3 separate regions of the Mus musculus genome follow, and all the other regions are linked to region 2. The links are chromatin contacts, found by POLR2A ChIA-PET in ENCODE. All regions are on one chromosome and are shown on one strand. Each heading gives the region's core, a stretch centred on a gene start or an enhancer-like site at or near the end of the contact. The rest is flanking DNA. Distances are from core to core; before and after follow the strand shown.

Region 1 (3,712 bases), core at 294-2,793, 110 kb after region 2:
CCAGCGGGTGCCTCTCCACCTGTCCCCACGGTAGGGTGCCAGCACACCCTGTACTACTGGGTCATTTGTAGAGCAGATAGCGCTTCATGGCAGGGGGCAAAGGCAGAGTGGATATTTGACCCAGCCGGGTGTCCCCCAGAGCATGGCGCACACACAGGCGGCTCAGGTGCAGAAGGGATTGTGGTTCCTCCACTGCGGAGAGAGAAGGAAGACAAGGTAAGTAAGCAACTCCAGGCATCCTTGAACTTGAGATCCTGCTCAGGCACCCTTCCTTCTTCCTCCATTTCCACCGCCACCTCAGCTGAGGGAGACCCAAAGGCTCTGAATTTGTGCATCACATCCAATAGGGATTGGGAGTGAAGCTAGATCCAAGGCCATCTAAGTGACAGGCCAAAGTGACAAGAAGCCTACTTCCTGTGCTCCAACCATGAGTTTCCAGCCCAAACCATTGCCAAGAGTAGTGATCTCCCCACACCTAGTCCGTATCTCACCTCTTCTTTCGCCCATGTAGCGGATGCGGACCTGGCACTGGCCCCAAACAGCACTTACAGAGGGATAGAGGGTCCTCCCCTTCAGTCCACGGAAGGCTGGTCCCAGGTACGTGCCCCCAATAGAGTAGCCAAGAGTCCCCTCCTCCATGTCCAGAACCACCAGCAGTCTCTCTGGCACCACTAGCTGCTCACCCTGAGGTCCAGCTGGATACTGGGGGGCCTCGAGGCCCTTACTCTGATGATACAATTTTCCCCGCCCAATATCCCAGCCCCAGGACTCGCTGTTGCTGCCCAAAAGCGCCGCATAGTGGTCAGCCTGCAGCGGGGCGAGGGCGGTGGCCACGCCCACCACGGCGTGTGTGCCCCTTTGCTCCAGGGGCCAGCTGATCTCCCAGGCGTGCAGACCTCTCGAATAGCCCCGTTTCCCCCGGACTCCATCAGTGCTCTGGGCCACAGGGCGCCGCTCAAAGCACAGACCCCCTTCCTTGACATCGATGTTCTCGGAGCAATCCTTGGGGTTCCAGCCGTGGTGCCGTTGGGCAACCAGGTCAGGAGGGGGAGCAGACAGGAGCTCCTCCAAGCCCTCGGGAGGAGAGAAGTCCGAGTACAGAGCCTGCGAGGTAGGGGTGCTGCTGCTGCCCCTTGCCAGGGCCGTCTGGCCCATGAGGAGAGCCGCTGAAGAACTTCTCAAAACAGGCTTGCTGGGGCGTCTCGCTTTTGAAAGTTGAGCTCCGGATCGTCCCCTGGAGTGGTGTGGAGACAGAAAGGACTGTTAGGCGCATCATCTTTCCCTAGGACTCCCATCCGTTCACCGGTGTATGCCAACCAGCCTGGTCTTCCCTTGGTCCCCTAACCATCCCAGGTCTATCACTCTGCTTTCACCCTATCTGTGTCGCGCCCCCCAAGTTTCTCAGGAGCTCTCTCTCCCTCAGACCTTACCGTGAACCGTCCCCTTGCTGGCTCTAACGCCGGGCCCCTACCCCGCACCTCACTGTCCCCCTAGCTCGCAGAGACCTCTGTGGAAGTACAGATAGGGAAGGCTAGAAGCGCCCCTGACCAGCCACTGCTTCCGGCTCCAGCGGGGCTGCGGACGCCCGCCCGCGCTCCGCCCCTGGGCTCTGTGGACGATTAACCCTATCGTCACCTCCCAGACCACGGCGGCCACACCACTTACCGCCTTGAGAACCCACCGGCTACAAAGAATCCAGGCAAAAAATAAGTGACGACTCCAGACGTGGACAAGCGCGCATGCTTTGTGGAGCACACTCTTTGAGTGGGTAACCTCTTGTCCCTCCCAGGACTCCCTGGCGTCAGACTCTTCAGCAGTTTATTTTTCCAAAGCCACCTGACAGCTGCGTGCCCCACCCTCCCCCCCATCCCAGACTAGAATTAACCCTTTGATGACGTCATCGCCTTGGATTCTGTGTGTGTGTGTGTGTGTGTGTGTGTGTGTGTGTGTGTGTAGACTTCTCCACTGGAGACCTTTGCTCTCTCTGCCTGAGCTAGTCATTCCTGAGGCCCTAAGATCAGTAAGCGGCCTTGACACCCTTCCTGAACTCCTGCTCCTGTGTTCAGGAGAATGTAGGGATTGAGACTACTGTCCCCTGCGGCTCCCTAGGTTGCTGAAGCCTTAGTCCTTCATCCTCCTGCTTCAGCCTCCTGAGTAATGGAACTACGAGTGGGCACGCTGTCTGGTGGATGTGTGCTTTAAGGGTTAGTTTTGAGTGTCGTTTGATCATTAGCTACATTATCATGGAGAGGTTGCTGTTGAAGTTTGACCTCCTCGAAAGCCTCTTGATAACAGTTCAAAAATCCCAAAGTGGCTGGGCAGTGGTGGTGCAACACCTATAATCCCAGCACTTGGGAGGCAGAGGCAGGCGGATCTCTGAGTTCAAGGCTAGCCTAGTCTACAGAGTGAATCTATGCCAGGGCTAGACAGAGAAACCTTATCCCAAAAAAATCCCATAATGCCACCGTGTGTGTGTGTGTGTGTGTGTGTGTGTGTGTGTGTGTGTGTGAGAGAGAGAGAGAGAGAGAGAGAGAGAGAGAGACTGTAACCTCTGCTGGCCTAGAACTCCCTATGTAGACCACGTTGAACTCAAACTCACACTGATCAGCCTGCCTCTGCCTCCTGAGTGTTGGCATTAAAGGTGTGTACCCTGTGCCCAGCCTAATTTTAACCTTGTTGTTGTTGTAGTTATTGTTGTTTGGATGGCTTTGAAATAGTCTCTTGTAGCCCATCCTAGGACAGGACGGGCTCTGTAGCCAAGAGCTGGTCTTGAATCCCTGTTTCTCTTAGCTCTGCTTTCAGATGCTAGGATTCTAAGGGTATGATTCATACCCGGCTAATTTTAACTTAATTCTGATGTGAGGCTGCTGAAATGGCTCAGCAGTTAAGAGCACGGCTGCTCTTGCAGAGGACCCAGTTCAGGTTCCCACTCCCAAGTGGAAGCTCACAAATGTGCATAAGTTCCAGTTCCAGGGAGGTTGGGTGTCTTCTGAACTGAATGTGGCATACAAACTGTGCTGTGTAGCCTTGTGTCAGCTTGACCCAGAACCTAGAGTTATCTGAAAGGAACGAACCTTAATTGAGAAAATGCCAGTTGGACATGGTGCTGCACGCCTTTAATCCCAGCACTCAGGAGGCAGAGGCAGGTGGATTTCTGAGTTCGAGGCCAGCCTGGTCTACAGAGTGAGTTCCAGGACAGCCAGGATTATACAGAGAAACCCTGTCTCAAACAAAAACAAAAACAAAAACAAAAACAAAAACAAAGAAAGAAAGAAAGAAAGAAAGAAAGAAAGAAAGAAAATGCCTTATAGCCAGATCTAGTGGTGGCATTTTCTTGAGACAGGGTTTCTCTGTATAGCCCTGGCTGTCCTGGAACTCACTCTGTAGACCAGGCTGACCTCAAACTCAGAAATCCACCTGCCTCTGCCTCCTGAGTGCTGGGATTAAAGGCCTGCGTCACCACTCCTGGCTTAGGCATTTTCTTAATTAGTTATTGATGTGAGGTTGGGGGTGGGGCACGGGGGAGCCCATTGTGGTGGTGCCATCCCTGGGCAAGGTGGTCCTGGATTCTATAAGAAAGCAGGCTGAGCAAGCCATGGTTGTATATATTTAAATCCCACACTATTAGCCCTAATAAGCCAGCTTTTCTTCCAGATTGATTTTTTTCCCCTTTTGGTTGTTTTTCAAGATAGGGTTTCTCTGTGTTAGCCCT
Region 2 (3,680 bases), core at 636-3,135:
AACAGGAGGAAGGTGGATGGAGGTTGTTGGTGGCGGTGATTGGAGGGGGGAGGGGAGTGGAGGTGACCGGAGTTGAGGGCGGTTACCAGGGCAACAGGGTAAGAGCCCAGCAGGGTGTCCGAGACAGCAGGCGGGGCTGGGAGGTGGAGTAGAGAAGGCAGAGAAAAAAGAAGGCGGGAGGGAGAGGAAAGAGACCAACCCAAAGGGAGCGAGGCTTGGGGGGGGGGGGGCGTTATGGGGTGAGGGAGGGGAGATAAATGAAGCAAGAAAGGGTACAGAGATGGAATATGGTGAGAGATTGCTATAGACATCAGTCACTGAAGTCTGAGAAGCGCATTGAAAAGGGGAAATGGAGAGATCTCAGAGAAAAGGTGGACCGAACCCTGCCAGGAAAAACCAGGGTGGGGCGCAAAGATTTATGAGACGAAGAAACTGAATTAAGAGTCAGAGAAACCAGGAGATGTGTATGAGAGATCAAACGATGGTGTGTTGACACGCTCACATGCTAAATGATGATGGAAGACCAACAATGGCTTCCCTTTTTTTCTAATTGGGGGGGGGGGTCGGGAAGGGGCAAGATGTATTGCTCAGGATGCCCTCAAACTAATGGCAATCCTCCTGCCTCAGCTTCCCAAGTGCTGAATAGGTCATCTGGCTAAAGGTGATGTTTTTTATTAAGGAAATAAAAATGATTAGGAAAAGGTGAGGGGTAATAATGACAGATCACACACACACACACACACACACACACACACACACACACACACACACCCCAAAGACAATCTTTTCCCAAAGCCCAGCCTTCTTCTTCATCCACCGTTCGGGCCTCAGACTGACAGGCCAGCCCGTCTCTTTCTGAATCTTAGGGTTCTCAAAAAATTATCTAAAGATTCTGAACCTAGGGGTGAGGCGCTGAGGACAAGGAACCCCGTATCTGGGCCCGTGTGTGCAAAGGACAATTGAATTCAGAAAGACTGGGGGGAAGACAGAGAAGAGCTACGAGAGGGAAAATGTACAAGGACAATCGGAAAGAGTTGAAAATTAGCTAAGTTTATAGGGCCAGGTGATAATCAGGTAAGAAAACAGTGTTATCTGGAGCAAAGTAAATTGAGACATAAGAGATGTAGATGGTTGTAAGGGAGGGGTCTCGGTCTATATGAATGAAGAGGTGAAGAGAAACACAAGAACCAGGCAATTAAGTGAGGTGAGACAGGTAAGAGGAGAGAAGAATAAAGAGGCAGACGAGAACATCAGAGGGCCCCTCACATCCCCCGAAACAGACTGGAAGGAACCCGACAAGGACCACAAATGTCAAGTCCAGCCGAGAGGCCCAGGCTGTCCTTTGTACTCTCACTTTCCTCCTCAAGGCCACCTAGAGAAGGCGGACAGGAGCGAGAAATGGAAGTGGCTCTGCAGCCTTCTTCCTCTCCTTTCAGCTTTTGGTTTCTCAAATACCTGCCCAGCCTCTACATCTACAGCCCCACTCCCTGCACCCCCACTTTAGCAAAATCCCAGGGCTAAAAGGAGGAGGTCAGCAGGAGTCTGGCCAGTCCGCCCCCAGGAGCCAGACTCCAGCTTGCAGGCAGTAGGCTGGCATTTGGAGCGGTGTCTCCCCGCAGGAACCCCACCCCTTCCCACCTCCTCGCCCCACTCCGCTCGCTCCCGAACCGTCAGTCTCTCCATTCCCCCGCCCGGTCTCGTCCTTCCTCCTGTCCCGCTCGCTCTCCCGCCCTTCGCTTTCATCCTCCTATCCCCACCTCTCCAACCTCCTCTTTCATCCCCCTCCCCTCTCCTCTCCTCCCCGCTCTCGCCTGCCCCACCCCTGGGAAGCCCCTCCCGTCGGGCAGCGCCGCCTTAAAAGCGGGTTCCCTTCCCGGGGGCGGCAGCGGCTGGTCGGCGGCAGCTCTGCTGGTGCGGGGGCGGCGAGCAAGACCGAGCGACCGCGACCGGAGCGCGCCGGCCACCGCCCGCATCGTCCTCCCGCCTGCCCGCCCGCCCGCCCTCCGGACGGCCGCAGCCCTGCGGGTCTCTGCTCGGGACCCACCCCCGCCCCACCCCGCGCGCCTCTGCCGCCTCTTGCAGCGAGCCAGCTTGCCGAGCGGCCGTCGCTGCCGCTGCCGCCGCCGCCACCGCGCCAAGTTCCGGCCGCGGCCACCCTCCGCCGTCCAGGGCTCCTCCGCCTCGGCCCCGGGACCCCGGCTCCCTGCCAGCCCCGGCCCCGGCACCATGTCGGAGAAGAGCGTGGAGGCAGCGGCCGAGCTGAGTGCCAAGGTACGGGCAGGGGCGGCGGCGGCGCGGCACCCGGGCGGCCCCGGGATCGGCGCGGTCCTTCGCGCCCGGTCGCCCCCGACGGCCCCGAGCGGCCCTGGCGCCCGGTCCCCGCGGACCCCGCTGCGCCCTCCCCCCGCTCGGAGCCCGGCGCTGCCTATCCCGCTCGGCACCACCGGCGCCCTCTAGCGGCCCAGCGCGCCGTGGCTCGGGCCTCACCGCCCGGCCTGCGCCCGGCCCCGCCATCCCCACCCCTCTCGTGCCCTGCCTGCCGCGCCCGCCTCTGCCCGGTCCGCCTTCTCGTCGGAGAGCGGCGCCTCTAGCTTCCCGGGCCCCATGTCCGAGCCGAGCCCCCAGGTCTCTTGCCACTATGACCTCACCTTTCCTCTGCTAAGCGGTTTGGGATCCTCAAGTGTAAACAGGACTCTCCCGGGAGGCTACTCCTCGGCTCCTCCCCTTGCCGCCCGACCGTCTGTCCTCGTCCCTGAAGGGCTGCTCCTCTCCACCCCCCCTTTTTAATTTTTAAAAAAATTTTTTGCCCATCTTCATTTGTTCTTCCTCTACTACCGATTTCCATTTTTTTTCCATTATCGCCTCCCCTCATGTTGAATTTCTAAAAATCAGAAAGACGGAGAAACGAGCCTTCGAAAAAGCTGGAGCTCAGCATCGCCTGACCATACGTCAAGCTATCTTTGCTCTCAGCAGCTGCCTTTCCCGGCCTCATCCCTTTGCCCTTGTCTCTCTTTCAGCCTTCCTCTAATTTCCCCAGGGAAACTGCGGAGTGCCGCTTAGGGAAATTAATGCGGCCAGGCTTGGGGGCTGGGAGCCCAGTCTTTTTTTTTTGGGGGGGGGGGCGCAGTATAGTTCTCGAGGTCCAAGTGGAAGGAGGGAGCTGATAGGATGAAAGGCAGTGGGAAGAGGGGACATGTGAGATCTGATAAGGTGTGCCTGTGTGGCCCTCCGGTGGGTTGTGCGGTGGCATGTGACTTCACCGAGTAGGCGTCTTTGTATGTCTGAGATCCAGCGAGTGTGTGGGACCGCCCGTGTCAGTTACATGTGTGCATGCGGAGACTGACTGAGATGTCCTGGAGGCATGTTGTTGCTTTGTGAGTGGCTACAGTGTGCTCCTGTGAGACTGTGCCAGAATGCCCAAACATTGGGCCATGTGTCTACAGAGTGAGTGGGTGCTCCCCTGCAGATGTGTGAGTTGGTGTTAGCCTGGGTGAGCTTCTGTGCCCCTGGAGAGGCCAGAGAGCTGCTTAGCAGCTGGGGGCAGGTCACATACCCTCCTGGACAAGAGATCATGGAAGGACAGTGACCAGGACAGGACCCAGGAGGAGAGGGGCCAACCCTGTGGACTTTGGTCTCTGGTATTCTCTCTCCCTTCCCCTCACCCCTCCATCAACCGCAGT
Region 3 (3,763 bases), core at 121-2,620, 88 kb after region 2:
GAGGGGTATACGGAAGGGTTTGGAGGGAGGGACAGGCAGATATGACAAGATTATATTAGAGCCTCAAAAATAAATAATAAAAGGGGGAGGGATGGAGAAAGTAGGGTTCCAGTGGCAGTGGGAATGAGGGCTCATGTAAACAAGCTAGGCAGAGGCCCGCATCCAGACAGCCTCCCTGCATTCCCCAGCCCAGCCCAGTATACCTGAATAGGAGTGCGCTGGATGCCAGCACTAGGTGAACGAGGGTCTGCTACTCGAGCCACTTGCTTGTTGCGTGGCAGAGGCCGTGCTGGAGTGCCTGAGACGCTCTGAGTCGAACCCATCTCCACTGGGGCTGGGGACGGGGCCCGGCTGTGCAGATGCAGAGGAAGGGACGTCCGTCAGAAGAGACTCAGAGCTTACTGCTTCCGTGTCGGACCTCTGACCCCATACCCACCCGATCTTCCCAGCTTCCAGCAGAGGAACCTCCGGGTCGCTAGCCCAGAGAACTCTGCAAGGATAACGAATGGAGATTTTTAACAGAGCAGTCAGGTCTGCGGGAGCCTTCGTATTTAACCACTAATTCATTCACATTACTTACCGGGCCCCAGCTCGACCTCTGCCCGAACACCAGCTAGAGAAATAACTCCCAAAGCCCGGAGTTTCAAACTTCCCTCCACGCCCCCTGCCCCGACCCTATTGGCTAAGCCGAAGCAGACTCTCATAGGCCAGTTGTGGAAAATGCGCCTTCCGGAGCAGAAAGCCATTGGTCTGAAGGATGTCTATCATGAGGACTGGCCAATGGGCTGAGGACTGGCTTGCCCTCCGGTGGTGGCTCCGTGAGCTGGGGACTTTTGTTTAGTATCAGCCTGACAGCGGTGGACTTGATGGGTGCCACTCGGCCTTTCTGTTTCATTAAACAAAATAGAATGAGTTATCAGACTGTATGCACAAAGCCAGCTGGAGACGGAGTTAATATGGTTTGTCTAAAGCGAAACAGCCATCCTTATTGGTTGACGGAGTTATCACGCATCTCTCAAAATCGCCTCATTGACTACTGCTTTTCAAATACCAAGACAAGTGCTTTCTGATTGGACGAGTCCTTGGCAAAGTTTCAGTAATCAATGCGTTTAAACAATTCACAGTTTCTGCTCTGCACGTAAGGCATTCTAGAGTCCTTGAATCACAGCTCCTGCAACTCCCAGCCCTCCTGGAACCGCCACATGAGCACTTGCCCTGGGAGAGCAGGATTGGTCCTTTCGGCCATCAGTTGTACCCGCGGCGCTTTTTATTGGTATTCGCTGAGTGGGGGCAGAGGGTGGAGCGCCAGGAGGCAGGCTGGGTCCAACTGCCGATCTCGCGCGTCTTGCCTTTAGCGCATGCGCACACTGAGTCGCGCTCATTGGATGCGAGAGACGGAGGGGGGCGGTACTAGGTACAGTGGGAGCTGCTGTGTGAGGAGGAGCTGCTGCCGGTGTCATGGCGGAGCTGAGTGAAGAGGCGCTGCTGTCAGTGTTACCGACGATCCGTGTCCCCAAGGCGGGAGACCGGGTCCATAAAGACGAGTGCGCTTTCTCTTTCGACACGCCGGTAAGCCCATTCCCCACGCCCGCGACGACCACGACTTCCTTCCATTGCCCTGGTCATTCGGCCAGGCCTGCAAACCTTGGGCTACCGCCTCCTTGCGATGCACCCTGGGACTTGTAGTTTTCTCCATACCTCTCTGCTTTTGCTTTTCATTCTCTGTAGCTGTAGTATGACTACCACTCCCGGAAGCTACAGCTCTCGCCTTGCCCACTCCTGGTCTCGTGAAGCATTATGGGCATTGTAGTTGGCCATGTCCCTAGTTCCTATTCTAAGTTCGAATTGTAACCCGTACGGCGAACTACATCCCCCAGGCGACTCCCAGAAAAACCCTTGAATGTGGCCTTGCACGTTGCGCAGGGCTCTCCGGGTTTTGTAGTTTCATGTGGGAGGAGTAGGGGCGACTCCCCGCTGTTCAGGGCAAGGGTTGAGATTGGGAAGGTATGTATCCTGCAGCTTCTAGTCTGGAAGAGGATGCCAATCTGTGAAGAAGTCCGATTTAGAGAAACACTGAGTTAAATAGCCTCCACTAGTGGTTAATTTGGACAGGGGATGAGGAGGTGGGCCATTGGTCAGGGAGGAGGAAAAATACCCAATGGAGAGTTCTAGTCGTTTTTTCCTTTGAAGTGAACTATAGCCGCGACCCCTCCCATTCCTCCGTCCTTCACAGGTTGCCGAGACAACCCCTCTCTCAAGTATTCCTTAGAAAGGGTTTCTTTGGAGGATGCTAAGGCCCCTTTCTCGTCTTGCTCCCACTCTTGTCTAGTTAGACAAAGCCGCCACCCACACCGTGCTTCACGTTCTGCAGGCTCCACCTTGTACCTCCCTTCCTGCAGTTCTGCCTTCCTGTGTCATCTTCAGCCAGAGAGGAGCCTTCAGGCCCTAACTGAAAGGGCCGCAGTTTGGTTGGGATCCGCCCCCTTCATCACCCCTCCCCTCTAGCGGTTGTTGGGCCCTGCCCAGAGCTTTAAGCCAGACCAGCTCATGGCCTGAAAACTGCAAGTCAGACTGGAAAGGCTTCATTAATGCATCCCCAGTGCCAAGTATAGCAGCATAATGTGATGCCCACTTCAGGACCAGTCCTGTGATTTGTGCTTTGCTTGGTTTGCTGGGCTTTGATCAGCGCCCCAGATAAGCTCTGCTTCTCTCAGGTTGGCCTTAGTAGAAGTAAAGGATGATTGCCCGGCACGGTTTTCCACCAGCGATGAAGCCAGCACCTTTTATTTTCATCTGAAGAGTTACTTGAGTGTTCTCACCTTCCTCCCAGGGACGAAAGGTAGAAATCAGTGGGTCAGTGTTTACACTTAAAGACAAGACAGTTGTTCTTGTCTCTCCTTGGTACTTTATATGACTGGAAAATAATGTTTTTGTTTGTTTATTTGTTTTGTAATTTTTCCAGCACCTTCCCTTTTTCATTCTGAGGCAAGGGCTCTCCAGCCTACTTGACGTAGTAACAAACTGAAGCTGGTCAGATCATCTTCTCATTCTTTTTATGGAAGCAAGAGAGTGTAGCTAAGCTTTGTGGTGAGAAATGCTTTATTAATGAACACTGCGGTCTACACTATTCTAGGAGTGGTGCAGTGTAATTTACTGGTCCACTAACTGCCTCAGATACCATACTGTCCTAACTTTACTATCACAGTGGAGAAAATTTCAAGGCCTCTAAGACTTATATCCCAGGAAGAGGATGCCTGTGGCTCAAAGCCTTGGATCTGAGATAAGACTCCTTTCCAGCTTCCTCTCCCACTTGCTCTGTCACTCTTATAGTGGCACTCACACGTAAAAACACATTGGAAGACTGGCCTAGTTTTAGGGGAGCCTGTCTTTCCCTCCTCAGCTGTGATTCAGGGTGGGCACTAATTTTCCCTGTTCTTCTTGACTTTTATGTTGTCTGGCTCTCTCAGCAAGTGTTGCCAGATTGTTCTGGGATATCTCAAACAGGTTTGGTGGCAACAAACCTGTCACCCCAGGCAGGCCTGGGAGGCTGAAACAGAAGAAAAGTCTAGGTCAGCCTGGGCTACAGAGTGAGTTCCAGGCCAGCCCTGGTTACAGGAGGAGATCCTGTCTCAAAAATAAACAAATGAAATAAATAAAAAGGGATAGCTTTGAGGTTATAGGTTGATGGACCTTGAGTGGAGCTCTTACAGGAGAGGTGTCAGGCAGGGGTAGCTAGTGACTGTAAAATGATGGCTTTCGTGAC

Evidence for each region. ChIA-PET counts read pairs that join two places held with the same protein, here RNA polymerase II (POLR2A).
Region 1: POLR2A ChIA-PET joins it to region 2 with 10 read pairs in embryonic stem cell. The contact joins the promoter of Spsb2 here to the promoter of Ptms in region 2. POLR2A ChIA-PET finds 5 or more read pairs at or near these places in 4 of 5 experiments (Patski and embryonic stem cell).
Region 3: POLR2A ChIA-PET joins it to region 2 with 42 read pairs in Patski. The contact joins the promoter of Usp5 here to the promoter of Ptms in region 2. POLR2A ChIA-PET finds 5 or more read pairs at or near these places in 4 of 5 experiments (Patski and embryonic stem cell).

What each region holds. Positions count from the first base shown.
Region 1 is chr6:124,806,749-124,810,460 of GRCm38, reverse strand. It overlaps Spsb2 (splA/ryanodine receptor domain and SOCS box containing 2), which reads right to left and starts at 1,543. Exons shown (of 3, transcript NM_013539.2): 1 at 1,431-1,543; 2 at 492-1,234; 3 at 1-192. The coding sequence starts at 1,155. The coding sequence ends at 62.
Region 2 is chr6:124,916,151-124,919,830 of GRCm38, reverse strand. Ptms (parathymosin) reads left to right here and starts at 1,885. Exons shown (of 5, transcript NM_026988.2): 1 at 1,885-2,271. The coding sequence starts at 2,227. It overlaps A230083G16Rik (RIKEN cDNA A230083G16 gene), which reads right to left and starts at 2,968. Exons shown (of 2, transcript NR_152158.1): 1 at 2,649-2,968. It overlaps Gm38896 (a long non-coding RNA gene), which reads right to left and starts at 241. Exons shown (of 2, transcript XR_869424.3): 1 at 1-241.
Region 3 is chr6:124,827,091-124,830,853 of GRCm38, reverse strand. Usp5 (ubiquitin specific peptidase 5 (isopeptidase T)) reads left to right here and starts at 1,370. Exons shown (of 20, transcript NM_001326594.1): 1 at 1,370-1,569. The coding sequence starts at 1,459. Cdca3 (cell division cycle associated 3) reads right to left here and starts at 678. Exons shown (of 6, transcript NM_013538.5): 1 at 581-678; 2 at 204-351. The coding sequence starts at 323.